2 separate regions of the Homo sapiens genome follow, and region 2 is linked to region 1. Evidence: read pairs that join two places in POLR2A ChIA-PET (ENCODE). Cell type or tissue: A673. All regions are shown on one strand. Each heading gives the region's core, and the rest is flanking DNA. Links, peaks and the distances in the headings are about the cores only.

The links. ChIA-PET counts read pairs that join two places held together with the same protein. Peaks named below come from ENCODE experiments on the same cell type or tissue, not always from the same donor. Only the 100,000 strongest peaks of a DNase experiment are listed, where the experiment ranks them.
Region 2: POLR2A ChIA-PET joins it to region 1 with 11 read pairs; 2 of 35 experiments call an interaction of 5 or more read pairs at or near these places.

What each region holds. Positions count from the first base shown.
Region 1 is chr11:96,136,619-96,153,686 of GRCh38, reverse strand. The region is part of intron 1 of MAML2 (mastermind like transcriptional coactivator 2); the gene reads left to right. Among named protein-coding and RNA genes, the nearest start is that of MIR1260B, 200 kb to the left of the region's middle. RefSeq lists an enhancer at 2,901-4,100. In A673, for the core only: no CTCF peak of the experiment used is centred there; a DNase peak (open chromatin) is centred at 3,436.
Region 2 is chr11:95,051,835-95,065,512 of GRCh38, reverse strand. It overlaps the pseudogene LOC100420803. Among named protein-coding and RNA genes, the nearest start is that of SRSF8, 8.2 kb to the left of the region's middle. In A673, for the core only: no CTCF peak of the experiment used is centred there; no DNase peak of the experiment used is centred there.

The DNA.
Region 1 (17,068 bases), core at 2,123-4,622:
ACCCACCTTGGCCTCCCAAAGTGCTGGGATTACAGGTGTGAGCCACCACACCCAGCCACTATTTTTAACTTTCCCTTATAGATGAGACAACTGAAACACAGGCCACTACCTCACTTGCTTTGGGTAAAAAATTTGAGAGAATGTCAAAAACCTCAGTAATCAAGATTAATAATATTTTAATGTAATCCTTTAAAAAACCAAAATTAATCCTAATAAATTCATGATGATCAAAATACCAAAATATAAAAGAAAGGCAAGATTCAATAGGCAGAATGTTACAATAACTTGCCAGGATGATACAGTTAGGAAGAGGCAGGGTAAGGACTTGAACCCAAGTGGGTTGACCCCAGGGACCACATGCTTAACTGCCATCGTGTGGTCCTCCTAACAAATAATACCACTACAAGTCTTGATGTTTTGATAGGACAAGGAAAGGTACAGGCGTAGGAGCAAGCGTCATTTGGGATTAAGGGATGCCTCATTGTTTTGGACTAATTGGGACCTCATGCAAAAAAAAAAAAAAAATTCTAAAAACAGAAGCAGAAAATCCAGATGGGGCCTAAATTTTATACCTTGACCATCTATGAATTTAAGTATGAAAAAAGAAGATTTCCAAAGCATCCTCTTAATTTTTCTTCTGGCTGGCTCCTGCTGGGAGAATCAGTGGGTAAAACTACCCTGCATTCTGGCTGTAGAAATGTGATAATTAGAATCACTTAATATAACTGCAGTGTCCTCCTTGGTTCCTCCACCTTGAGAGAGATAGATGGAGCATTTCCCTTGCTTGCATCCAATCTGTGAGATTCTGGCAGGCAGGCTGCTTGTCTTGAGGGCTTGTCATTGAGAGCTGGTCACCTAGAATGCCCCGACATGTTTGAGCTGCATTGTTAAACTACATTGGTATTCTCCCAGCAAAACTCCTCTCCTTCTTTTACCAAATCAGCATTCTGTGAACACAGTATTTCCTTGCCTGGAAACATTGCAAGTTTCTGCTACACCCACCATGACTCTTCCTTGCTTTATACAAATTGGCTCTAAGGAATATTTCTGGTAAATGTGTTCATGTGTCAGGAGACTGAAACAAATTTCACATGATACACTGAAGAAAATGATCAAAGGGTTTATGGCTAGCCCCCACGGTCCCTCGCTTTAGTTGGAAGAAAAGAGAGAATGAGTTTTATACACCTAGAATTCTTGCTGGCCATGTGCTATATGATATTTAAGGTAAGTGAGAACTGCAGAGTTTTAACACTTAAACATTTGGACAGAACTTCAACTGGTGTTCTATCTTCTCTGTCGATTATATTTTTAATAGCTGTAGTAGTTGGGAATAAGTTGTTTCTCGATTTGTCATTTAAATCCAGTAGAGGTCATTTGTTGGATGTTACCAAGTGAGTGCTGAATGAGTCTACATTTCTTTTGCTGTTGATAACAATATGCAGTTACTCTTTTTCACCTATTCTTTTAGACAGAATCTCACTCTGTTGCCCAGCCTGGAGTGCAGTGGTGCAATCATAGCTCATTGCAGCCTCAAACCCCTGGGCTTAGTGAACTTGCCACCTCAGCCTCCCAAGTAGCTGGGACTATAGGTGCACACCACCATATCTGGCTAATATTTTTATTAATAGTAGAGATGAGATCTCAATATGTTGCCCAGGCTGGTCTTAAACTCCTAGCCTCAAGTGCAAGCAGCCCTCTTGCCTTGGCCTCCCAAAGTGCCAAGATTACAGGCATAAGTCACTATGCCTAGCTATAAACATTTTTTCAACAATTTATCTTAAAAATATGTATTGATCACCTATGAACTAAAATCCTAAGGGCTGTATTAGTCTCTCACTGCTATAAAAAATACCTGAGACTGAGTAATTTATAAACAAAAGAGGTTTCATTGGCTCATAGTTCTGCAGGCTTTACAGGAAGCATGGCAGCATCTGCTCTGGGGAGGCCTCAGGGGAGTTTTATTCATGGTGAAAGGCAAAGTAGGAGCGGGTGTCTTACATGCCAGGAACAGGACAAAGGAAGAGGGGGAAGGTGCTACATACTTTTAGACAACCAGATGTGAGAACTCACTCACCATCATGAGAACAGCACTGAGGAGTTCGTGCTAAACCATTCATGAAGGAGCATCCCCACGATCCAATCACCTCCCACCAGGCCTCACCTCCAATACTGAGAATTACAACTGAACATGAGATTTGGGTGGGAACACAGATCCAAACCATATCAAGGGCCGGTTATATGAGTTAGATATAGTTTCTGCCCTTCAGGAGCTTTCGGATTACTTGCTGTCAAGAAATATAACTCATAACTGTAATGCAAGATATGACAGACTAAGAAGAAATAATGGAAATATTTTGGATGCCCAATGATGGGAGAGGCACCCCTTGGAGAAATCAAGAAAGACGCTGCATTTTAGCTCAGCCCTATGGATCAGAAGGATAAAGAGAGGTGAAAGAGTGTCCCAGGCAAGGGCAAAGGCAGGAGCTGAGGAAGGATGGATGGAGCATGTTCTGAAAAAGGAAAGTGTCCCGGTAGGCTAGAAGAAAGTGAAAATTAGACGAGGGAGTTTGAAGTGTATTCAGCAGGCACCAGTGAGCAACAGAAGGTTTTGTGTTTCAGCAATGATGGGAGATAAGTAGAGCTATGCTTGAAAGCAATGCTTTTCAGACTTTAATGTGCATTCAGATCACCAAAAGAGTTTGTTAAAGTATACATTTAGATTCGGTAGGTCTAGGGAGGGGCTTAAGATGCTGCATTGCCAAGAAGTTCCCAGGTGATGCTGATGCTGCTAGACTGTAGAACACGCTTTAAGCAGGGAGACTTCAGAAAAATGCTGTAATGGGAGGCAAAATAAACTAGAGTTGGGGAGGCCTGGAAACTGTCAAGCAGGGGTTAGTATGGTGGCCCTACAAGGGTAAAGCAGGTCTGAACTAGAGTAGTGACCACAGGGATGGAGACGAGGACTATCTGGTGGCAGTCAAATTTTCAGGGCTTAATACTATCTTATGTAGGGTGAGGGGGAATGGGTCGCTCATTAATGACTCTAAGACCCCAAAGCTGTGGGTGTGGGTGCTTTGAGCATGTCCCTGCCCTAACTCTCTGCTCTCATCATCCTGAACTACTTGCAATTTCCTCAGAGTTGCCAGGCTGTCTGTCTGGGCTTGTGTACTGTTGCCAATGCTTCAAGAAATGCTGACGTCTCTCTCCATCCCCTTACTAGATTAACTCCTACACAACCCATAGGATTCAAGGTAAGTGTCACTACTTCCCAGAAGTCTTCCCGGGCACCCTAACCCACTCCCTGCTCCCAGTCTGGGTTAGGTATCCTTCCTATGTGCTCTCACTTTATCTTGCAAGGTCTCATATCCAAGCACTGTGTATTCTGATTACACACTTGTCATTGAAGCTGAGCTTCGTGAGAGCAGGGATTATCTTTTTCAGCTTTGTGACTTCATCACTCCCACATAGTAGAGACTCAGTAAATGTTTGATGTATGAATCAGGAGGAAGAGCAAAGCTTTTCTTGCTGTGATGGCAATAACTTTTGTATTTGTCAAAAATTGTTAACGAAATTTCAAGTCAATTATTTAGATATTGAATTTAATTTAGATTGGTACATGATAATTTGAGGGGTAGAATATTCAGGCGAAGATATCCAACAAGTAGTTAGAAGTTTTGGAGTACAAATTAGAAGACAATTTAGTACTGGCCATGATGACTCAGGAGTCATATGCATTGAGGTGACAGTTAAGAACATGGCGGTGGATCAAATAAAGACAGAGAGACAGGCAGAGCCAGGCAGAGACAAAGGAAGAAGGAGAGATCAGCAGAGAAATTTAGAAGAGAGAAGGAGAAGGAGACCGAGAGAAGACAGAAGGAGACAAAGAGAAGGAGACAGAGAGCAGACAGAGGCAAACAGAGACAGACTGAGGACAACTTTACTTTTCTTTTTTTGAGACAGAGTCTCACTCTGTCGCCTGGGCTGGAGTGCAGTGGCGTGATCTCAGCTTACTGCAACCTCCGCCTACTGGGTTCAAAAGCAATTCTCCTGCTTCAGCCTCCTGAGTAGCTGGGACTACAGGCACATGCCACCATGCCCGGCTAATTCTTGTATTTTTAGTAGAGATGGGGATTCACCATGTGGGCCAGGCTGGTCTTGAACTCCTGACCTCAAATGATCCATCTGCCTCGGCCTCCCAAAGTGCTGGGATTACAGGCATGAGCCACTGCGCCTGGCTGAAAACTTAACTTCTCATTTTTTTTTTTTTTTTGTGACGGAGTCTCACTCTGTCACCCAGGCTGGAGTGCAGTGACGTGATCTCAGCTCACCGCAGCCTCCACCTCCTGAGTTCAAGCAATTCTCCTGCCTTAGCCTCCTGAGTAGCTGAGATTACAGGCGTATGCTACCATGCCCAGCTAACTTTCTTTTTGTATTTTTAGTAGAGACAGGGTTTCACCATGTTGGCCAGGCTGGTCTCAAACTCCTGACCTTGTGATCTGCCCACCTCGGCCTCCCAAAGTTCTGAGATTACAGGTGTGAGCCACCACACCTGGCCTACTTTTCAATTTTGAAGAGCTTCTGTGATACCGTGGATGAGGCACATGACTGGGTTGCATGTCACAGTGGAAGGCAATGTTCGTCACAGAGGGCTACTGGAACCTTTAAGAGGGAGATCCTAAAGTGACGAGGTTTAAGATGCCGCCTTAAGCAATAGGGCTATATGTGAGGTCAGGATTCAGAAATCAATTTCACATCCATGCTAACTGGGCCTGTTTTACGCCTTTCTAGCTTCCTGCCTGGGCAGAATCCATTCGTCAAAATGTAGATGGACTTAAAGCTTTGTCTCAACTCCTCTGTCCTTTGGTTTCCAAACCACTTTATGAGATCATCTAATCAGCTCACACATGTGCTGTCTGTCTTTCTCATACACACACACTACTTCTTCCTGCCTTCTCCTATCAGGTAGTGTGCGTGCTTATGTGTGTGTGTGTGTGTGTGTGTGTGTGTGTGTGTGTGTGTGTGTGTGTATTTTTCAGAATTTTCAGACTTTTCAGGCCAGAAGGACATTTCCCCACTTCATATTGATCCCCAACATTTCAGGGAAAGCAATGCATTAAATAAAATAATGTTCAGCTTCAGGCGGGTAGGCACCCTGCAAATCATAGTGTAGACAGGCACCTACCAGGCCTCCAGAAAGAATGACCACACCTAGGCTTTTTTTTTTTTCATGTTACCCAAAGCAGCATTTTAACAGACTTCTATTGTGTTTTCTCCATTCAGTTCACTTAGAGGGTGACATTTTGCCCTCAAATTCATATGTATAGTTGCTCTAAGAGACTTTCAGAGCTGCATGCCTGACAAAATCAGACCTTCTGTTTTATCTGAAACAACCCCCCAAAGAAAATCATTGAATCTGAATGAACAGAACAATTCTTTATGTCCACGGGAGACAGGCAGACAAAACCCAATAAAAATGAAGAAAGAAAGAGACATGGCAATGATTTGTTTTTCATAATTACTTATTCAGAGTAGAAAGGAGCAGGGGAAGAGGGTTCCTTTTAACATGTCCCGACGTGACAGATGAGGTGTGCTCGTCGTGTATACGCAGGAGAGATGAATGCACCACAGTCTTGTTAAAGGAGATGCTTCTCATTGGACAGAGATATATTTCTATCTGGAATGCTGGAGATAAACACCCAGCATTTTACTCCTCATTTTCATTATGCCTAAAGCCCCTGACTGTTCTTTCAGAGTGGCAGGTGATGTGACTAGCATGCATCAGACCATTCTTTTCTATGTCCTGTGGCAAAAACAATCCCCCTTTTAAGACACAACACAGGGGTACCCCAAGTGCATACTTTGCTCCGAACAATACCCCTACAATGTGCATGTGATAGATTCGGAAATCATACTGGAGTGTAAAAAACTACATCATCTCTAAATTCATTTTCCTTTCCTTATAACCAGTTTACTTTGGTGCAAAATTTGCCCAAGAAGGGTTTTAGCCAGAAATCAATGGAGAGAAAGAAAAAAGGAAAGTTTTAGTTAAATTGTCTTTGTTTCTTCACCTACGTGGAAAAGGTAAAGAAACTTTTTCTACTTAAAGCACATAGCCTTTGCTCATGGAAGAGTCGAATCCAAAAGTTTCTGACTTGAACTATAAAAGCCATAAATCAGATCTACGATTTAAAAAAATATAAACTAACACTATAATTTTTCATGTATCTGATTAAGGGAGGGTTTAATGCATTCATGAATCATTTCCTAAGACTGTTATGAATTCAAGGATAAAGGATGAAAAAAATGATAAGTGCAGGAAGTATAAAAATAAGGGTTATGCTATAAACTTTTATGTATCCATATTACAGTCATGTAGGGACCTAGATTGTATCTAAAGCCATGTAAATATATAAGTTAAAACTTGGGGATTTGTGGGTAGCTGGGAGATTATAGTCCACATCACTCATCTTATAGAAAAGGAAGTATTGAGGAAAAAAGTTTAGCTGTATAGCATATATAGTATTATTTCTTCAGTCATGCATATAATTACTTATTACAAATTTTCTTGCACCTACAATGAGCCAGATACTAAGTACACTACAATGAGTTTGACACTAACTCATAAGTGGGTATTCTATAAATGGTTTCTTAATAAATGAAGGATAGAACATGATCTCACTCTGGGGTAGCTGAAAGGTTGAACTCAAGTCTCATGATCCCCAGGAGATCACATGGCCTTTCATTTTCAGCAAAGAGTGTGCCAAAACAGGTTGGTCTGGCACCATTTTTCTCAGAGCTTCTGCATTAAAAAAGGCTGTCAACTGCCTCTTTTCACTTTTAAAGAATCTCAACAAAAATAAGTAACCAACAGCATTTTCAACATCAAACTACTTCTCTCTTACAAACCCAAATGAACAACTGTCAATAGATGAGGAATCCTCAAGTTTGGATGACACAATCCTGCCTCACTGCTGTATTCAGAGTCCATGTTGTAGGATGAGGAGTGTAGAAAACCCTGATGCTGCCATTTACTGAGTACCTATCTCATGGCAAGTATTTGAGGTCCTTTACACAGAGATTTCATCTAATCCTCAAAGTAAACTATGATATGGTGTGATCAGCTCACACAGTTGAAGATGCTGAAGGTCAAAAATGTTAGACAACAGACTCATAACAGCTGGCAGGTGATATATCTTAGATTTGGACTCAGCCCTTTCTGACTCTGAGTCCCATGGTTTGTCCCCTGTCCTGCCTCCCCGATTCACTGCTAATAGCAATATTGTATACAATTCTTAAAAATCATTTCAACTATGAGCAAGTAGTGAGTACATATAGCCAGACTGGCCCTGAGCATGGTTTCTCATTTTCTCTTGTCAAAACCTACCAGATCTCATGGCCTGCTCAAGGATCCCAAGAGATGGAATTCCTTATAAGAAACCTATCTGGTTTCCTTCAAATAGTTAAGCTCCTGCTACCAATAATATTATAAAAATTATATCCTGAGGGTGCTCTTATGTAAGATACCATGCTACCACAATGATATGGATATATAAACCTTTTCCCTCACTTTGTGGTTATAGGAGTAGATTGAAAATCATCCATATTTTATGTGATCATACTGCATGTCACAATGTTTGTGTGTGGCACACACACGTGTAAGTATACAATTTTTTTTTTTGAGACGGAGTCTTGCTCTGTCACCCAGGCTGGAGTGAGGTGGCATGATCTTGGTTCACTGCAACCTCCGCCTCCCAGGTTCAAGCAATTCTCCTGCCTCAGCCTCCCTAGTAGCTGGGATTACAGGCACCCACCACCATGCCCGGCTAATTTTTTGTATTTTTAGTAGAGACGGGGTTTCGCCATGTTGGCCAGGCTGGTCTCGAACTCCTGACCTCAGGTGATCCGCCTGCCTTGGCCTCCCAAAGTACTGGGATTACAAGCATGAGCCACCACGCCCGAACAAGTATACAATTTTTAAAAGCCCTCACACATCATGATTTTATCAGGACAGTCCCTTTAATAACTTAGGAAACTGTTAGAGGATTTATTTTAACACAACAAGTAACAGGTTACACAGCTAATAAGTGAAAGAGACAGGACCAGAACCCACACGTCTTAACACCTAGACAAATATTTCTTCCACTGTGCCAGGCAGTTGAAAATTCCCAGCCTTATCATGTGCTCTTCATCTTTTCCCTAAAAATTCACAAGGCAGCATGATGTTATCTGACTTATCACTCACTGTAAATATTTTAGCATTTAAATGAGGAGGCAGAGTAAAGAGAAAAATGTTTCTGTAGAGATTTTTGCAGAGATAGAGAGTTCTTGGTCTCCATCCAAGGATCTTGAGCGTTTAATGAGACTACTGTCCACGAGTTGGTACAGGGTTTAGCAATATCATGGTAGCTATTTGGCGGCTCATGGTCTTCCTCAAGGTCTCCAAAGGGAAAACAGGAAGCAAGGCTTAGTTCTAACAGAAGCTGGACTCTGGTCTTAGCCCTAAATAAAGCATGCCACCTCTCTGAGCTTCAGTTTCACTATTTTTAAAATGAAGGTAATAATTCCTGTTTGCCCAACCCACAGACTTGTTTTTGAGAGTCCAGTGAGGTAATGCATGTGAAACTTCCTTGAAAACCATTAGTATTAAATGCCATACAAATGTAGGGATTATTATTAATATTATTAATGGATCACAAAGATTCCATAGCACTGAGAAAATGATGAAATGAAAATAATCCAATGCATTGGAAGTTGATCAGGGCAGCCTTCACTCCAAATTACCTTTGACTTGTCCCCTGTCACTCCCTAGAATCTAAAATGAGGAAAGTCATTTCTCTTCCACGGGATTTGTATAAGAGTGAAACAAAATGTCTGTGAAATACCTAGAGTAGTACTTGGTATATATCTGGCCTCTTTTCTAAAACTTCCCGAGATGAAACCCTATCTCTCATCAGATAGCCTGCCAGATGATCTAACACAGGATAGCAAGTATTCTTATTATTTGTTACTGTTTCTATTATTCTCAATTTAAACCACTTCCTATAATTTCACAGTAAAAACAGAGCCATTCATCAGATAATAAGCCCAGTGGTCTCTCTCTTCTAATCTTCTAAGGTCAGCTACATGGAGGGGAAGGGGGCAGGTAGCACAAATATCTGAGGAATTATATAGGGATTGAGGGCCCTAAATCCATGAAAAAGAGCTGATTAATTCCTCTACATATGGTTGAACAGAACCCACTTCTACCACTTACTCTATTCGTCCCAACCTGCCTCCCTCTTCTCCCCTCATTCTTGGCTTACTGGAAGATTTAACCATAGCTAAGCATGCTAGTCAGCAATGGATTATAGACACTGAGTTTCTTTCTCAATAAGCATTCTTAACTACATTATAAAAATTCTTCTCTAGATGTACGTATTTGTTTAAAGTCCTTTGAGACTCTAATTAATGTTACTCAGCATCTTCCCAGCAATGTGATCCCAGTTGCTAATTGTTTTACCTGGTTAGTAAAAGGTCTTATCAGTTAGGCTGCAGAATTGAGACGAGAACTCCCAGCTCTGAATAAAAAGCCCAAGCTCATTTCTTTATGTCATACTTCCAGCCATGAAATTATTAGACTCCTATAAACTCATCATTTCAATTGCTGTCCTGTTCCTTCATTCTCTACCAGACCTCCCAAGCAAGAACTCCAGGATGATACTTAGTGCAATTGTGCTAACATCTTCAAACACTGCAGTGAGGTGTTTGAAATAAAATGTGTAATTATGGTAGTGGAAAGCTACATCTGATTCCAAACAAACCTCACGTTCCCCCAGCTATAATTAGAGAGCAAGGTTCGCGGCACAGATTTTCCCATGAAATCCAGTTCAAGTAAGGCTTCTGTTCTTTCAGAGGGGCTCCTGGAGGTGGAGATTGTGATTAAATGGTTTGACATTGGTCCCCCTTCCACATTCTAAAGAGATTGTCTATTATCATTCTTGGAGTCTAAAAGCACAAAATATGTGCAAGGAATTAATGTTGTTTGGAGTTTTGGATAATAATCTTCCAATTTATTTGTCTCTGAACAGGGACAAATTAGAACAGGGAAGGAAAGTTACAGACACACACCCACAGAAACCCACGGACCAAAGTGTGCAGAAGTAAAAAACCGCCTCTTAAATGTCTCCAGAGAAATTTATGGAAATCGGAAATCCCTGCAGCTTCGGATAAAACTAGACATTGTTTTGAATAATCTCACAGGCCCCTGCAACTTAAAATCCATAATAATAGGAGCAAGAGCGACATGACCGAGGGCTCAAAGATTTTCCTGTTTCCTATTAATATTTGAGGACTGTCCATCTGAATCTTCTCAAAAGCATAGATTTCTTGACTGCCCTTGGAGGACTTTTGTAATTAGGCATATTTAAGCTGTACCATGTTATACTGCTACAGGAAGAATCCCATTTGTCAGCAGTTTTAAACTTTGCCAAATAAAGGCTTATTGGCAAACGGCAGTGAACACTCTGATAATGACCCAACTTTAGAAAACACACACCCTGCTGTGTTGTATTCAAGCCACAGTTCTGTTGAAATAAAAAAGAGAGACAATGCCTGCTTTCAGACACTAGAGATCCTTTGTATTCCAATAAAAGTCTAAATTAATGTTTTAAAAGGTTATTGCTATTTTTTCCCATTTAGCTGGCATCAGTTGTAAGTCTTATTTAGACAAGGTCCTACGTTATTTTACTATTTCTTTTTGCACAAAAGCTAGTATTTGATTGTGTTAGATCATCAGCTTCTGGTTTTCATTAGACAAACCTGAAATACCCTATTATTAAGATTAAACAAAAAAATAGTTGTTTTCTTATTCTGAAACCTATTATTTTGAGGCTGCTCTGACCAGAGGAAGAGAAATCAGTTTTGCAAAACCTGATGGAGAGATACGTCAAGAGGAGAAGCAATAACCTCATCAATGCTGCATTTAGGTTGCTTTTGTAAATGAGATCCCTTCCTGGATCTGACAATGGGAAGGAAGGATAATTTCGTTCTTTGGCATTGGCAATACTTTCTTTAGTATAAAAGGACTTTCAAAGTGCAAAATATAGGGCAAAGAATACTGTTTGCCTATGTAATGTCAGCAAACTGGTGAGGTGCTGCAGAGAATCTGCAATAACATCGTACTGGAACCTGAGGGTTATGAGATCTTAGATCTCCATGTCATTTACGCTTACCATGGTATTTTCTCAATGTTAACTCTCAGAATAAGCCCTTAGCAAGTGGTGGGTATTTTTCCAGTCATACCAGTTTAACAGGGAAAAAGAGAGTCAGAGTAACATTCACAAATCAAGATTTCCCTAATTCTTCCATCATTCAGATGGGAACTCTAGCCCCTTCAGATTTCTCCCAAATAGATGAGAAATTTTCTAGGGGCACCTCATATGGACTCTTCCTCCTGAATTATTCTTACTGGTCCTTTGGGTTTCAACATAGAAGTCATTTCTTCAGAAAACCTACTCTACCAAACTGAAGAGGGGTTAGGTGCCCCTCATATGTGCTTGCAAATTATTATAGCTCTATCCATACAATATTGTGATTGTCTCTGGTCTTGTTGCTTTCCTGCACTAGATTGTGAGCACCATGACATTAGGGATCATATCTTTTCATTGTACTGTTAGCTACACATAACAGACTGCATGCTATACGTTGGTAAATGTTAATTAAATGAATATCTTCTCAGGCTAGCTTTTTTGATCGCCCCAACGCCTTGGCTAGTTTTCTCTCATCCTGCCTCAGATTGCTGTGGTGATGCGTCCCGCTAGCACCTGCAGAGACAGCCCTGTTGGTAATGTTGGCCACAGTGCCAGCTCTGCTGCCAGTGCCCATCGATGTGGACATGGAGGCGGTCCTAGCTTCAAGCTGACGGTGCTCCCCTGCTGATACAGAAACTCCTGATTCCAAAGCTACATTATTTTGTTTGTTTTATGCCCTGTGTCTTTGTATCACCACCCCCATTGCTAAGGCCTGGTCCTTATGTGTGGAGAAGGAAGGCAATCGGAGGGAGGAGGTCTTCTGTGCTCAGAATCACCCCTTTTTCTATGATAGTGCCTCAAACTCATTTACCTTGGCTCTCATCCCTGAGGATGAGTTTTTTCTTGCGATACTCTTTGGTTCCTCATTTAAATGGACCCTGGTGGGATTTCTCTTCTCCATCTGACAGACCTAAATATGCCCTGTTCTCAGGGTAAGCACAACTGGGGCTCTAGCTGGGGCCTCTTACGTAGTATAAAGATAAAGAACTATCTGTGCATAGGGAATCTTTTGCTCCTTTGTATTTCAGGGGAGATGTCAAGGGTCCTGGTAGGGTTTCCAGGTAAAATACAAGATATTTAATTAAATTTAAATATTAAAATACAAGATACTTAATTAAAATTAAATATCTGGTAAACAGCAAATAATGTTTTGTTTTGTTTTCCAGTATGTCTCAAATGTTGCATGGGACATATTTGTACTAAAAATGTGCTGCACTCCAGCCTAAAAGTAAGCACCTCACCAGAAGGATGTCATGTCATCCTTCTTCCCCCATATACCTAGGCTTATCTTAAGCCTTTGAGTATTGGATAACTAACAATAAAGATATGGTCAACAGTATGGTAAAGACAGGCCAAATATTACATGAGACATACTTATGCTAAGAAATGACTTGTTTGTCTGAAATTCAAATTTAACTAGGCATCCTATATGTTTACTTATTACATCTGGCCAACCTAGTCCTGAGTCAAAAGCAGCAAATAAAGCCATTTGAAAGACAGAGACAGTGATGTTCCTGTGTGTCCCTAAAATGACAGCTCCTAGCATGGCCCGTGATGGAATAAATGGAGCCAGTCAAGTGTATTTGACCTCCTTAGCCCATAGGCTTACCCTAATCCAGACTGGTGGGCTCTAGAGGGAGGAAGAGCCGCCTGACCCTCAAGTTCTAGACTCTGGAGGTATCTGTCATGTAGATCTGGAGTGGTGGAAGGTCCTTTGGGAACTACTGAACGATGGAGAGAGTGACGTCTAGGGGCAACACTGCTACCTCTGGCAGCACTGCTCCAGGCTATATCAACTGGAGCTGAGAAGTGCCTCTGCATGTAAGAGCTCTGGTATAAAGTCAGCAAAATTTAGAGAGTAGCTTCTTATGGTTTGCTCAAAGAAACTCCAAGATCTTGTCTTCTGCTGGCCATTCATCAAAATTGGCTTAGATTCATCTCAGCCTGTTCATGTTGGGCAGAAGGGCTGTGCCTTAGCCCAAAACTACATACCTCACCAGAGGCAATAACAGTGGTTTTAATGCTGTCTTTTCTTTCTCATCTATCTGGGCTGATTTTTAGCTTTTGAGGATCAAAGAACTAACAAGAAAAATATAACTTGTCAACAGTATGGTGAAGTCAGGCCAAAGCAAGAAGGTGAAAATGAATTGATATTAGCAGGGTAAGCAATTAATTTTCTTCCTTTAGTCCTGGCTTTTGTGCTTGCCACAAGTCTAATGGAGTACCAGATGAACCATGCCAATGCCTGGGCACTAATAACAAAACAAAAGCTGATAAAGATGGATAAAATCATCTATGGAGGCAGGAAGCAATTAACCACATAAAGAAAGTGAAACATCATCAATGATAAGCCTCAGCAGCAATTTACTTGGGTTTGAGAACTTTTCGTTCTGATGGTTTTCAATAAGTTTTCCTCATTTTCTGCAGCTTCCTTAATTCAATAGATTTTTTTAAAGATAGAATTATGCAGTCATTACTACCCACATACCCAGGCCTTCATTGCATCACGGAGAGTAGATGTGGGTGGAAAGAGTGGGAATAGGCAACAGAGACGGAAATTTCAAAGGCCCTTAATGTTTGCCTTTGCTTGAGTATTTTGTATTATTTTGGTCTTTGCCATCATCTGGTATTGCCCTGAGCTTCTGCACTGTCTTTATGAAAAACACTGAAAAACAACAGTTGTTGCTGACCAAAATGATTATGAGTAGGTAAAGGGGAGAGGTAGCCCCAGAGGTCAGATTTCCTGCTGTCAAATCACCTTTCTCTAGGGATCAAAAAATTATTGTGATTCTTGGTAAAGAATTTAACATGGTTGGGGATTTCTTATTCTCTCTTAAATATATCAAAAAAAAAAAAGGAACTGTTATATATCAAGTATTTGATATGATAATTGTTGGATACCACTGTCTTTTTTTTTTTTTTAAGACAGAGTCTCGCTCTGTCGCCCAGGCTGGAGTGCAGTGGTGGGATCTCAGCTCAGTGCAAGCTCTGCCTCCCAGGTTCACGCCATTCTCCTGCCTCAGCCTCCCCAGTAGCTGGGGCTACAGGCGCCCGCCACCACGCCCGGCTAATTTTTTGTATTTTTAGTAGAGACAGGGTTACACTGTGTTAGCCAGGATGGTCTCGATCTCCTGACCTCGTGATCTGCCCGCCTCGGCCTCCCACAGTGCTGGGATTACAGGTGTGAGCCACCACTGTCTTTTTTCAGTGGTGAGTGATAGGCCTAATGTATCTGATCGCTGTACAAAGTTGTATTAGGAAAGCTGATTTGGTTTGTGGAACATTACCAATATATATATGGAAAAAGGTTTTATTACCACATGGTTCTGGCATATCTTCCTTGTAAGGTATTGTAAGTATCAAATGACAAGGGAGTTCTGGAATTTACTACATGAGAAAGTATAACTAGTGACTTTTCATATTTTTGGAAGACTAAAGAAAAATTAAATTTTAGAATGGGTTGTGAAATCTCTTTCTTACCAGCATTTTATGGTAGAAGACAAGCATCTGCCCTCAAGTTTTAGAAAACTGGTCTATATAAAAGTAAGGGACTCAGCCAGATAAATCAAGCACCCTAGGACAATACAAAGTTGTCAGGAGGATTCCCAGGTTCTGGGGATCATAGAAACTCACCGATCTCTACCTGGAAAGCTTTTTGGGGCCTTCCTGGACTATGTCTCGGAGGTGCTTCCTGCTCAGGCATTTCCAAGTGAGGATGCATTATCAAACCCAGTCCCTGGTGGTTTACCCGGCAATCATTATTCACCAACCCCCCCATCTTTCTTACCCTCTCTGAATGCTGGCTGACCACTTGGGGGTAAGGAAAACAGGAAGAGTGCAATAAGATCGCCCATTAGCAGCCATTAGGAGTTCAACATTCATATCTCAGCAGTCACTGGAATAGATTTTTCATAAATTTCCTGAGCACCCTTGTGGAACACAATATAAGAGGCAGCCATTTTGCTCCCTCTTTTACAGATGGCATAAATAACTTCCTTTGGCCACAAAGCTTCAGAGTTAGGAGCTATACAAAGATCTCCTAGGCAAGGGGCAGTAATATGAGCTCAGGTGGCGGTCAGGTGGCTGTCTGGAAATCAGTACTTGAAGAGGGAGACAAAGGAATAGCTTTCAGGGATTCAGCCAACAAACACAGGTATCAGCATGGACGACAGGAAAGTATATTTTTCTTCATTTTTTGGCATTCCACCTTGCTTCATGTCACCATTTTTGGGTGTTCAAATCTTTGATTACAAAAGGAGGATCTTGAGGTATACAAAAAACCGGAATCCTGTGTTCTTATTAGCCTAAATATGTGAAGGACTTCTTTTGGCCCTAATAACGCCAAGTTAGCTAACATTTACCACAGTCATTTTTTAATCATTTGGTTCAAAATAGGAATGACAGAGGCCAAAAAGCCTACCAGTTATAAAGACATTGTTCTTGATGGATACAGGAATATTGTGGGGAAAAGGATGGAAAGGGGGAATTATTTCACTGAAAGAGACTACCCTTTCATATAATTAGCACATAAAAAAGATTGTTAAAAAATAACAGTCTTAGGAACCAAGTATTAAAGATCAATATATTTAATAATTTTCAGGTTTAATGCAATTATAAAATTCTAATTTTCTAATAATAATATTCATTATCCAAGTGATTAATATTAACCATAAACACCCACAGTTTCTTCTGTCTCCCCTGCCCACCGTCTTTCAGACACACTCACACAGTGTATGTGTAGTATATTAAAATGGAGACTGAATGGTCAATGAGTTTGTGGACAATACCATACTTGTTATTCTTTTTCCATCTGAAAGGCAAGAAACAAAGGAATTCCAAAGCTTAGATCATGTGAGGAAACTCTTTCTGGCTCCCAGTACATGTGTTGTCCAGTTCTTAAAATGCACAGGCTAAAGCAAACTTAAACTCTTATTCAAAGTCTTTGTTGAAGAGACAAAGGAATTGGGTTTTCCCTAAAGATTTTTCTAAACTAGTCAGATTTGCTTCTTTTGATCCAGGCGTGTAAGAGACAGTAAGAGAAATTTAGTCTTGGGAATCACTATTTTAAACAAAGGCCAAAAACAGTGGTGTCTATTTTTAAAGCCTCCTCATTTCTCCCCAGAACCAAGTGCAAGGTAATTTGAATTCGGTTTCCAGTCAATATGGTTAACCTGATTTCACTCTACAATTTAGCAGTCTGTTCTTTATACTTGATTTCTATGATATTAAGTGCATGCAACATTTCCTTCCCTTTTAACCCGGTTTCCACTTACAGTTTTCTGTGTATTTGAGATCTGTTTGGTGGCCTGCCTGAACTCATGGAAAATTGACGACACTGAAAGAGAATTGTTGTAGTTAAGCTTCCCTGATGGCATTTTTTAAAAAACAACAGTGGAAAAAAATAACAAGGCACTAGTCAGATGTGATTTTTGGCAGATACTTCACTCAAAGTGCTCAGGGCATCCCCAGAAATTATAACCCCTCAAAGATGTTCAGGGTACAGTAAATAAAGCAAGATACAATTATTTTAATGTTCATCCTATTGATTCAGTTCTCTTCTCTGCAAGGTCTTAGTAACAGGGATTTTGATCTAAGTGAAAGGTCAGCTTTGAAGTAAGTGTAAAGTTATTTACAGGAAATGAAGCAAAAAGTGGGCTTTCATGCATTTTGAAATTTCTTTATTATTGAGGAGAAAATGAACTGTGTCATCAGCTGAAAGAAAAACAGATGCCTAACTTCTCATATTAAAGTTAAATAAATACCTACCATACTAGAAGTAT
Region 2 (13,678 bases), core at 7,026-9,525, 1.1 Mb after region 1:
AGGTATGAATGGATCCCTTGTCACAGAATACAGGCAGCCCACTGTAACCTCTGGCTTCAGCATCAGTGAATTCAGCCAACTGTGGGTAGAAATTATTCAGAAAAAAAAAACAATAAAAATAAATAGAACATAATACAGTAAACAATTATTTACATAGCATTTTCATCATAATGTAAGTAATCTAGAGATGACTTAAAGTATGTTGGAAAATACGTATAGGTTACATGCTCATACCAAGCCATTTTATATATGGACTTGAAAATCCTCAGAATCCTCAGGGGTTACTAAGGACCAAACCCCATCCACCTGCAGAATATCAAGGGACAACTGTATGTGAATTCAAACTTTACCATGCCTGATTGTTTTTCAACAGTTTTTATCAATTTACACACAGGATAGCTGTGTATGAGGGTGCTCAGTGCTCTTCACTTTTGCAAACCTTTGGTGAATATCAGACTTTTTAGTTTTAGCCAGTTAGGTGAGGGCATTAAGATTTGTTTTACCTGTGATTTCGTCCCCACACAACAGCCTGGGGTGACACAGTGAGATTTTGTCACTTAAAACTTAAAAAAAAAAAATTCATTTCCCTAACTGCAAATGAGAGTGAGTAATTTTTTCACGTTCATTGGCCATTTGGGTATTCTTACTCATAAGCTGCCTATTATGTATTTTGTCCATTTTTCTATTGGGTTGGCGTTCTCTGCACTAGCTCTTTATATATAATGGATATCAGCTCTTTGCTGGATATGAGTAATACAATATCAGTTCACACTCCTTGGTTTGTCATTTCTCTCTTTTTTTCATATCTTTTGATGAACAGAAGTCCCTCTTTATTTCTAATAGTAAAATATTATTTAAAATAGCTAACATACCTGGTGACTATAACATGGCAAACACTGTTCGGTTTACTCTTGGTACAATAAATCATTTAATTCTTATGACCTATAAGAAGATTCATACCTCTAATTTTCAGATGACAGAACTGAGTCATTGAGACATTAAGTCACTTGTTCAAGGCGGTAGAGCTAGCACTGTTAGAGTCAAATATTTAAATGACAACCCCCAAAATGATGCCTTAAAACAAAAAAAAGACTTCTCCCTTATCAAACTGTAATATTTGAGCTGATATCAACAGTACCTCTAAGCACAGATACTGAGACCAGACACAGATACATGTACAGTTGACCCTGGAACAATGAGGGGATTCAGGGTGCTGAATCCCTGTGCAGTTGAAACTCCTCAAATACTTTTGACTCCTCCCAAAACTGAACTACTAAGAGCCTGCTGTTGACTGGAAGTCTTACAGATATCAACGGTTGATTAACACAGATTTTGTATGTGACATGTACTAAATACTGGATTCTTACAGTAAAGAAAACTAGAGAAAAGAAAATGTTTTTAAGAAAATCATAAGGAGGAGAAAATGTATTTACTATACTGTACTATATTTATGGATACCTTAACCATTTACAAGATGAATAGCCTGTCTGAAATGGCTGGCAACCTCACTGCAGACCTCAATGTACCCTACACATCAAGCAATTCAACATTTTCTTATACTGTCGTGACTTTTCTCTGCTTCTTGGGAACATTTCCAGCATCACTAGTGGCACTTCGTCTGGGCCCCATAGTATTATTCAAGCTTTAGGATATTGCCCTAAACATGATACTCAAGAGATCACTTTTTACTGTGATAGACAATTTACCAGAGAGAAAAAAATTGCTCAGGCAGAGATGATTAGCATCCTGCAGCATTTTAAGAGGATACTCACCACACGAGCTCACTGCAATGGCAAAAGGAAGAGGCTACAAAATTCTTATAATAATACAGTATTACTATAGTTAATTTTATGCAGTTATGATTTAATACTATATCTTTACATTTGTTTACATTTATCTCAACTTCAAATGGCATTATGTATGGTCTGTGTGTGTGTGTAAATTCTGATAAATTTTAACTTTTTGTAACAGGATTGTACATATTTTATGGTAGCAAATGTTAAAATACACTAATATCTATACATATTTTATGCATTCATGACACACCTAATTTTTTCTTATATTTTTCAATATTTCTAGAGTACAAGATACATCTGGGAGTTTTTTCAAATTGTTCTAAATCTCCAAAAAATTTACCAATACGGTTGTGGAAAAAAAAAATCCCTGTATAAGTGGACCCATGCACTTCATTTGTTCAAGGCTCAACTGTATATGTGGGAGTCTGTATATAATAAAGGTGGCTTACCAATCCCATGAAAAGCAATCAACAATTCAATAAGAGATATTGATCTTGGGGGGAAAAATAAAATAGAGCTCTACCGTGCACTACTTAGAAGAGTAAATTAGTGATGGATTAAAGACTGTATAAAAGAGAACTTTAGGGCTATTTGAGAATATACTGAAAAATGTGTTTATGAATTCAAGGTGGGAAAATTATCTTAAAGAAGAGCCAAAAGCACAAACCACAATGAAAATTTCTGACATATTTAACTCATTCCAGTATATGATGACATAAAAAATTGAGACAAGATACAGGCTGGAAGAACAGTTTTGTCATATGTAAAATAGACAATGAATAAGTATCCTGAAAACTTCCACAGATCAATAAAAACAATGAGTCAACCCAAAAGAAGGGATCGAAGCCTTAGAAAAGGCAACTCAAAAAAAAAGGAAATCCAAATGGCCAATAAATATGAGGAGATGTATAAGATCACTAGTAATTGAGAAAATGCATTGAGACACTTTTTCTCAATTTAAATTAGAAAAAGTGAAACGATCTGACAGTGTAAAAATGGGCCAAGATATGGGGAAACCAGAACTGTCCCACTGCTAATGGAGATAGAAATTGTAGACTGACCTAGCTATTCTTAGAATAATTGAAAACAAATATCAGTATAACCAAGGAACTCCAGTTCTATGCACACAGCTGTTCAAGAAAGTGTTGTTTGACATAACAAAGATGTGGAAATAATCTACATGTCCATCAGCAGGGGAATGAATAAAATAAAAAATTACACAGGTCTATTGACTCTGTTGGAGTCACTAGGATCTATATACGTAGCAATCTGTTCAGGCCTTGTAATATTGAGTTTTTAAATAGGTAGCAGGAGGAAGAGAAGTTGTTAAAACCAAACCTGACATATCATCTTGGCTCTGTAGACTTCCGACTATAAACAGGAAGAATATGCATCAAACTCATAATTGTTATTTCTCAGAAATGAAGAGAAGCCTTCAGAAATGAAGGAACAGAGGTCATGGGAGAGGACAAAGATGGCTCTACACTTGCTCTTAGATAATTTTCATTATCAATGTTCCTTGATTTTCCAAAACAAAACAGTACAGAATAGCAAAAGCTTATGATTGGACATGGGCAAACAGCTAGATATGGGCAAATTTTACAAAGAAGAGTGACCCAAATTGAGATTGTCAGATGAAGTAACATAGAATTCTAATTACAATTGCTTGAAGAAGCCCTCCACAGCCACCCCTAACTCCCTGAACTTTCCAGAAGACTAATTTAGAAACAAGTTTAGCTGTACTATTGCTTGCTCTTATTTGGCAAGAGAATGTAAAATATTTATGAAAGTAGCTGAATAGAAACAGGAGGACAATAGGAGTAATATTTTCTACAAATTATTTGTGTGTTTATGTTTCTTTTCTTTTACTATCCAAGATTTTTTTTAATGATAGCCATTCCAGGGCATCTATCTGGCTAGGATAAGATTGTGATGCTGCTGAAGATAACAAGCAGAAATTCAGTTCTCACATTCCAAGTTGGAACGTGAGCCAAGCTACCATCTCCAGAAATTGTCAGAATCCCTTTCTTTCCTGCACTTTTATGTCCACAATCCGACTTCATCACCTAAGTTTAGCAACCTCCAATTCTCACCTGGAATATAGGAGCAAGAAAGTCTCATTTTCCACTGAAAGATGAGTGGAAGTCGTTGGTGGAAGTAGTCATCCAGATGCTAACTTGATGGAGCTGACCCAAGGAACTAAAGAAACTTCTCCAACAGATTTTTATCAAAATCTCTGTGTTTAGCCTCACTTTTACATCCAACTCTAGAGGTACCTGGTGTCACAAAATCTTGATTCCTTTTGGTTCTGCATTGGGGATTCCATTGCCCTCCAGGTTTTCTCCCTGCCAGCCTAGCATTCAGCTTTCCAGTGTTTCTTAAGATGGTTCCCACTTTTCCAGCTGCTCCTGTCTTGTCTCCTGTTCAGTTTTCTCCAGTTTAAAATACATGCAATAAAAATGCATACACCATAGGTCTCCACATCAGTGACTTTTAACATTCATATACACCCATGTAATCATCACCCAAAAGGAGATGTAGAACATTCCCATGGCCCCATCACATTCTCTCATGCCAGGAGCTTTCCAGTCAATCCCTGCTTCCCACCAGAGGCAATCACGTTCTAAACTCGATGACCACAGCTTACTTTGGTCTATATTTGCAATGAGTATGAATGAAAATATACAATAGGTTTTCACTTTGGATCTGGCTTCTTTTCCAAATCTGATGTTTGTAAGATCCAGCTATTCCTGTTGCATGTACCAGCAATACATTCCTTTTTGTTGCTGAATAATATTCAATAAGCTACAAATTTTAATAAGCTATGAGTTTTTCTATTTATATATTCAGAGATATATGAATTATCCACAGTTCATGATTCTTATAAAATGTGTAGGTATTTAGGAGGAGAACTGCTATGGATTGATGAGTGCTTAAGCTTATAGAACATTGACAAACGGTTTTTCAAAGGGGCTGTATGATGGTACATTCACAGTAGCAATGCATGTGAGAGTCAGTTGCTCTGGAAATGGAACTGTTTCTTTCAGAGCCAGAGCGCATGGTTCTAGTAAATCCAGGTGTAAAACTGGGACTGATCCATCAGGCCAAAGATCAGATGTTTGCTTCTTGTCCTTGTGACTTCTGGTGTTCAAAGTGGCATGTTTTCAATGGGGGTCACAACAATAGTTCCATACATTGGAAGCTGAGATTCTATCTCATGGCCATTTCTATCTCCTCACATCCCTAAATAACCATGCAAAGAAGGATTATAATTTCTCAGCAGGGGGACCAATCTTTATTCTCTCAAGGAAATTATGCCTTTGAAACACAAAGAAACCTAAAGTACAATTGCAGGTCAGGTCCACTACAGAGCAGACTCTAAGACTTCAGCACCAAGATCTTTAGAGTGCCTTTGGGATCAATATCTGACTAAGGGAGGTATAGGAAGCAGGTTTGAGCACAGAGAAAAGTTGATCTGTGGTTTATGCCCAAAGATAGTCAGCCGATCCTGCAGGGACTCTGGAGCTCAAATGGCCTCAGGATTGTCCTGAGTTCAGCAGAGATGGCCAAGCTTTATGCTCCAGCACTGAGCAGTCATTGGATGTGGGCTACACTCGGAAGAGACATGGCCTTGGGTAAGGCAGCTCTCTGCAGCTGAAGGCTGTCTGCCTCCTGCATTCCAGGGCCAATGAGGCTTTTTCCTATCACATAAAAATTGATTCCTTGGTCACACAAGGTGTACTGTAGGTCCAGCAGTTCTCTAGGGCTTCTCCCTTCCAGTGAGTCCAGTATGCTTTCATCTTGTGGTTCCACCATCTCAGTATTAGCTTTAGCCCCTTTTCAGCCAGGCAACTCACTCCATCTTCCTGTGTGCCTGGAGACTCTGCGTTCAGCCTCCCAGCTTGAATTTTATAAAGAATAAACTTCCATCTCTTATTACATTAGAAATGACAAAGTTGTCTGAATGAGTGAGATAGGCAAGAAAATTTGTGTTTTTCTGTTCTTTATTGAGAAGTTCAGGCAAGCACCAATTGTTTTTTACTTTAGCCCTCAAATTGCCTGGTGCTTCAACTTTGGAGCCTTAATAACATTCTGTAAGGGCAGTTAAGCAAGAGTAGTACTAAGGGGAGGGGTGGCTTGCTTCTCTGAATGTTTCCTTCTACATCCAAAACTATCACCTTCAATTTCGAAAATAAGTTTTGAATTTGTCCACTTCTGTGCATTTGCAATATGAACAACTGAGTCTAAGCAACTGTCACTCTCACTTTTAGATGGTCTGTTTCTCCTTCTGGCACATTCTCCACAGAGCAACTAAACTGATTGTTTAAATGTATAAATCACATCTTCACTGCCGTTTTACACTTCCAGTGCCTTCTCAATTCAAGTTGATAGACTACCCAATAATGCAATTAACATGAGTCACAGGGCCTAAGTGGTCTGATCTCCGCGTCTTCTTCTTCTGTGTGCCCCAGATATAAATAAGCCTCTATCGTATCGCTGGAAAAACAAACTCACCAAGTTCTATATTAGGCCTATTGCACTTACAGTTCCCTGCAGGTGGAAAATCCCAGTATGGACCTTCTTATTTTTCTCAGCTGGGGCCCCAGAAGATCTCCTGTTCTCTGAAGCCTTCCTGGACCAGCGGCTTGGCCAGCCTCTGCCCATTCTGCCCTGTCGTCCAATCCTGCTTTAGTTCCTACACAAAACACATTCCTGACTGAAACTGTCTTATTCACTTATTTGGGGGTTTATTTATTAGGCTGAGTCAATGAATTACCAGTGTGAAATATGCACACAGCTTGGAGCCTGGGAGAGAAGAGAGTCAGATGATGACACTTTTATCCTAGGGCTGCTCATCTTTCTCAGCAACTTGGGTCCTGCTATTTGGCTGAGTGCCAGGCTGGTCCTACCAAGCTATCCTCAAAGCATAACTGCAACCCAGTGCTCCCACACAACCAGACAGCCAGAACCTCATAACCATACGCTGAGCTCACTCACCACCACAAAATGTAACCAGCCCATAAAATATTCATAAGTGTTGCCTGAAATGTTCTCAAATAACTGTGAAGAAAAATGCATGGAGAATAACCTCTTCCTGCAATGTTTTTGAAATTACAATATTAGAAAGAAAGTCAGATTTTACATGTTGGTGACCTTTAATATATTTGTGAACAAATACTGGCGATATCACATTGTAAATATCTCAATGACTTAGAAATATGATGCTTTTTTTTCTGACTCTATTGACCTAATTGGCCATAAAAGGCTAGTTTTGCAAGAAGGGGAGAGTTGAGGGAGGGAGGGAGGGAGAGATAAGGGAAGAAGATTGAAGGGGAACCACACTCCAAATTCTTCAGAAGTTCAGCAGCCTCTATAGTTGGTCCAGAGTTTGGGACACTGGGGTAGATGAGCTCTCGGCAAACCCAGGAAGACCTCGTTCTCAGAGATACTCATGTCCAGTGGATGAAATCTCAGCTGGTGACGCAGAAGTAGAAGTCTCAAGATATTACAGTGTCTGAGAGGATGAAGAAAGTATAGTGAATTTGGTAACCACCTTGGACTCAGCAGTGCCTGGGACCTCACCACAGGAGCTAAGCACTGGGAGGCACTGCAATTTTAGTGGCCGGAAAATTTGCGAAAATTCGCGAAAATTCTGAGTTGTAAATGTGACCAATCTCAAGAAGCCCCCACAGAGCAGAGCAGTGGGATATAAAAGCTGACCATGGGCACAGGGGCGGGGCTCCAGCAGCACCCAGAATCCTTGGCAGGATGCTGGATCCTGGGCTCAGTGGTACAGGCCTATCCATCAAAGCTGCATCTGTGGGCAGAGGCTTAGGTTCAGGGCCTGGAGGTGTGCAGTCTGTGACCACCAAAAGGCACCTCCTGGCCAGATGGAGCCTGGAGGATTGGCTTCTGAACCCCCAGTTACAAAGGATAAGGACCACAACCACATCTACCAGTTGAAAGGTTCAGACCAAGGTTGACAAAGCCAGGGTGGGCAGTGGGTCCAAGCTAAGGTCCTGGGCTAGGAAGCATCACTGCAGGCTAAATTGGCCACAGGAACACTGGGCACAGAAATGTGAGGCAACAGGCACCACAGCTGGAGGTCATAGGCTGAGTGGGTCATGGCCCTGGTGACACAGGTGGTGCCTCAGTCCAGAGAGCCCTCTCAGGCACTTGGATCTTCTACGAGGTGGGCATCTCCAGGCTGGCTTGTGCCCTGGATTCCATGGGGTCTGCAACTAATCCCTCTTGCCTGGGTTTCCACAGCTCATTGCACTTGGGTTACAGGATGCCCATGACAGCATCCAGGGAAGAGATCACAATGGCTTCCTCACCACTGCACTGAGGCCACTTTGCTTATCACATGGTGGCAAAATTCATGGCCTCCTTGAAATTGAAGCCATGGCTGAAGTCAGCATGGTGGCCATAGGGAAGCCATTTAGATATTTAGCCCCCTCCTTGAGTTTTCCCTGCATTCAGCCTTATCAACTACAACTACAACAAAATAAATTTTGTCTCTTCCCTTCCATTAATTATAGCTCTAAAAATTTTTGCAGTGGTTAACAGCACTAATTCCATAAATTATTGACTGAAATGCCTCAAATACCTCACATTAAGGAAAATGCTGGCTTGGGTCTAAAATAGCTAACTAGTAGATAGAGAATTTTTGAATTTTATTTTAAGGAAGGATTCATTGCTTCCTTGTGGGTGTGTGTAAAACAAGACTGTTGAATTATATCAAATGCCTATCAACATCTATAAACATGATCATATGACTTTTCTTCTGGTTGTATTTACAGGATAAATTATATTCCTAGATTTCCTTCTTTAACCCATCACTGCCTTCCTGCAATAAACCCCATGTAGTCATTGTATGTCATTCTTTTAATTTATTTAGATTCTCTTAGCTAATATTTAAGTTAAAATTTTTACGATGTTCATCAATAAGTTTTGTCCATCATTTTCTCTCATTCTGCAATTCATCAGGATTTTCTGTCAATGATGTGCTTATTTTAAAGCTTGAATTTTTTCTCATTTTAAAGGCCTATTTATACTTGAAATAAAATTTTCACACAATTCCTCTGTGAAATTGTCTAATCCTTGGCATTTTTGAAGAGTCAGATCTTCCGCCCTCTTTCTGTATTTCATACACAGAAATTTATGTCTTAAACTTTCTATGTAGTAAGTTAATTTTTCTAAAAACATACATATCATTGGAGCTTTATGTTGATTTATTATTTTAGTTATTCTGACTCATTTTCTATGTATATGCATATCAATTCCTTCTTGCTACTTTCATATAATTGATCTTTTCCTAACTTGTAAATCAGAAGCTTAATCCAGTTAATTTTATTATTTGAATGTGATGAAGAAAATAATTAAGGCTGCAAGTTTTCCCCTCAGCACTGTTCTAAATGAATTTCATATATTCCTTTTTGTATGTTATTAAGTTTTAAATTTAAAAACACTCCAGTAAATGCTTATTGTATTCCAGGCATTGGCATTAACAAATTACTATATTCACTCATAGAACTGTCAACTAAACACATGAGGTAGGTGCTATCTCCATTTTACATTGAGGAAACTGAGTCATTAAGTAATTTTCAAGGTCACACTAGCTGGTAAGAGAAGCTGGAATTCAAAATCAGACTATCTTGCTCTACAGTTCATATTCTTAATAGATATTTATTGTTTTGTGGAAATTTGGCTTTTATGATTTGTGCTTCCCTCAAATCTGAGATCCATTCAATAAAAAAATTTAACCTACCAGGAAAAGGACCTGTACATTTTCTGACTTTCAAAAATATTTCAAATTTTATTGCATGATAATTCAGAATGTTTGAATTTTTTTCATTTTGTTTAAAGAAGATATTGATATTTTCTATTCACACTGATATATTGTCAAATTTTGTGATTGATTCTTTGGCAGGATAGGTTGTCAAGGACCTGACATATACTTGGGATGCAGTGACCGTGGTGACCATAGAGCCAATACAATAAGCCTTAGCAGTCATATTGTAACCGAGCTCACTCAAGCAAAGCTATCTTTAGTAGGGACTTTCCCTTCCAGAGAGCATGCACATTTTGATTTTACCTGTCCTCAAACTGATCTTTTGCTCATTACAATAGTAAAAAACACACCCATGGGTGGAGATTTAAGATGCTAATGAGACATGGGATGTATGAATAAGCATGTACAGCTACTGTACATGTACAGAAGACCATCAGGACCTGCTTACTAGTAACACCTGTTACCACCTCCTTATGAATAACCATGTAAAACTCCCATAATGGGGGTTTCTCCAGCAATAATCAATGCTGTCTCACCCTAACAAGCAGCCCTCCCTGAATTCCTTCACTCTCAGTGTGTACAGTCTATTCTGCACTTAACTTTCAAAATATTATTTTTCTTTCACAATAAATTACTCTATGCTGTTCTTCTTTTGCTGTATGTCTCTTGTTTAATTTATTTTAAACTAAGAAGAACCAGAGGTATCACAACAGCTGTCAACAGCACCTGAAGAGAGGAAGTATTTTCTATCATCTGGTTTGTCAATTCTACCTTATTGTTAATGTTATCTAAGTTTTTCATATCCTTAGGTTTCTCTATTTTTTCTGGCTTGGATGAATAAGGTGTCTATATTAGTTCATTCTCACTTTGCTATAAAGAATATACCCAGGTAATTTATAAAGAAAAGAGGTTTAATTGGCTCACAGGTCTGTGGACTGTACAGGAAGCATAGCAGTGTCTGGTTTGGGGGAGGACTCAGGAAACCTACAATCATGATGGAAGGCAAAGGGGAAGTAGGCACATCTTTCATGGTGGGAGCAGGAGGAAGGCCGGCGGGAGGTGTTACACACTTTTAAACAACAAGATCTTGTGAGAACTCTATCACAAGAACAGCACTAGGGGGATGGTGCTGAACCATTCATGAGAAACCACCGCTACAAGCAAATCACCTCCCACCAGAGCCCACCTCCAAAACTGAGGATTTCAATTCTATGTGAGATTTGAGTGGGGACACAGACCCAAACCATATCAATCCTCCCCTGGCCCCCTCCTAAATCTCATGCCCTTCTCACATTGCAACATATAATCATGCCTTCTCAAATGTTCCCCAAAGTCTTAACTCATTTCAGCATTAACGGAAATGTCCAAAGTCCAAAGTCTCATCTGAGACAAGGCAAATCCCTTCTGACTATAAGCCTGTAAAATCAAAAACAAGTTAATTACTTCCAAGATAGAGTGGGGGTACAGGCATTGGGTAAAGACTCCTGTTCCAAAAGGGAGAAATCGGCCAAAAGAAAGAAGCTAGAGACCCCAAGCAAGTCTGAAACCTAGCAGGGCAGACATTAAATCTTATACTTCCAAAATAGGCTCCTTGGACTCCACGTCTCATATCCAGAGCACAATAGTGCATGGTGTGTACTCCCAAGGACTTGCATAGCTGTGCTCCTGTGTCTTTGCAGGGTTCAGCCCCTGCAGCTGCCCTCATGGGCTTGTGTTAAGTGCCTGCAGCTTTTCCAGAAGTAGGGTGGAAACTGCTGGTTGGTCTACCATTCAGGGATCTGGAGGAAAGTGATCCTTTTCTCACAACTCTGCTAGGCAGTACCCAGTGGGGACTCCGTGTGGGGGTTCCAACCTCACATTTCTGCTCTGTACCGCTATAGTGGAGGTTCTCTGTGAGACCCTTGCCCCTGCAGCAGACTCCTGCCTGCACATGCAGGCTTTTCCATACATCCTCTGAAATCTAAGCAGAAGCTCTCAACCCTCAATTCTAGCATTCTGTGCACCCTTGAACTTAACACCACGTGGAAGCCTCCAAGGCTTATGGCTTTCACACTCTGAAGAAATGGTCTGAGCTCTACCTGGGCCCCTTGAGCCACAGCTAGAGCTGGAGCAACTGGGATGCAGGCAGCAGTGTCCACAGGCTGTACAGGACAGCAGGGCTCTAAGCATGGTCCACAAAACCATTCTGTCCTCCTAGACATCCAGGCTTGTGATGGGAAGCATTGCCACGAAGGTCTCTGATATGCCTTCAAGATGTTTTTCTTAATATTTTGGCTACTAATACTTGTCTTCCTTTTAGTGATGTACATTTCTGCAGCCAGCTTGAATTCTTCCCCTAAAAATGTGCTTTTCTCTTCTGCTACATGGCCAGGCTGCAAATTCCTTGAACTTTTACATTTTGCTGCCCTTTTGTACTCTGCTTCACTGGAACTGGATATAAGTTCCACTTTCAGGTCATTTCTTTGTTCATGAATGTGAGCCTAGGCTGTTAGAAGCAGACAGGCCAGATCTTAAACTCTTTGCTGCTTAAAAATTCCTTCTGCCAGATACCCTAAATCATCACTCTCAAGTTCAAAGTTCCACAGATCCTTAGAAAGGGGCACAGTGCAGCCAACCTCTTGGCTAACACATAACAGAAGTAAACTTTGCTCCAGTTCTCAATAAATTCTTCTTCTCAATCTGAGACCTACTCACACTGGAATTCATTTTCCATATCACTATCATGATTTTGGTCACAACAATGTAACAAGTGTCTAGGAAGTTCCAAACTTTCCCTCAACCTCCTATAGTCTTCTGGGCCCTCCACACTCTTCCAACGTCTGCTGATTACCCAATTCCAAAGCCACTTCTACATTTTCAGAAATCTTTGTAACAATTACCTATTCCTGGTACCAATTTGCTGTATCAGTTCGTTCTCTCATTGCTGTAGGAAAAATACTTGAGACTGGGTAATTTATGTAGAACAGTTTTATTTGGGTCATGGTTCTGAAGGCTATACAGAAAGCATAGAAGCTTCTGCTTCTGGATAGGCCTCAGGAAATTTACAATCATGGCAGAAGATGAAGGAGAAGCAGGCACATCTCATATGTCTGGAGCAGAAAGAAGAAAGATGGGGGGGAGGTGCTACACACTTTTATTTATTTATTTATTTATTTATTTATAGGTGGAGTCTCACTCTGTCACCCAGGCTGGAGTGCAGTGGCATGATCTTGGCTCACTGCAACCTCCACCTTCCAGGTCCAAGTGATTCTCCCACCTCAGCATCCCAAGTAGCTGGGATTACAGGTGCCCACCACCATGCCCAGCTAATTTTTGTATTTTTAGTAGAGATGGGTTTTCACCATGTTGGCCAAGCCAGTATAAAACTCCTGACCTCAGGTGATCCGCCCGCCTCAGCCTCCCAAAGTGCTGGGATTATAGGCATGAGCCACCACACCCAGCCATGCTACAGACTTTTAAACAATGAGATCTTGTGAGAATTCTAATGGGAGAACAACACCAGGGTGATGGTGCAAAACCGTTCACGAGAAACTGCCCCCATGATCCAATCACCTCCCACCAGGCCCTAAATCCAACACTGGGGATTACAGTTCCACATGAGATTTAAACCATGTCAGTGACTTCAATGTGCCTGTGTTTAATGAGTCTCTTTCTGTTTTATATGAGTCACACTTTATCAAATTTACTTCAATATTCATGACTGCTGCAATTTCATTGCGAAATTTAGCCTTTTACATTGAAGAGAAGTCTTCTATGTACCTTTGGTCTTCATTCAGCTTAGACTGACATTAAGATCTGTGACTCTACTTTTATGTTTGTTCTTTCCTAGGTATACTTTTGCCATTCCTTTATCTCAATCACTTTTCTTCATCACTTTTTTTGATACATCTTTTATATAATTCTAATATTAAAAACATGTATTAAGAATTTTTTTTCTTTGCAGATACACACTAGAGATAGCAAATTTAATACATATCAAAAACATTACAAAATATCTCTGGGGCCATGAATGGCTAGCAAACTCAGTTGGTCTACAGGTCTAGTTTTGTGCATGTACAGTGGATCGTGGCCTGGGGTGGAGTGCATG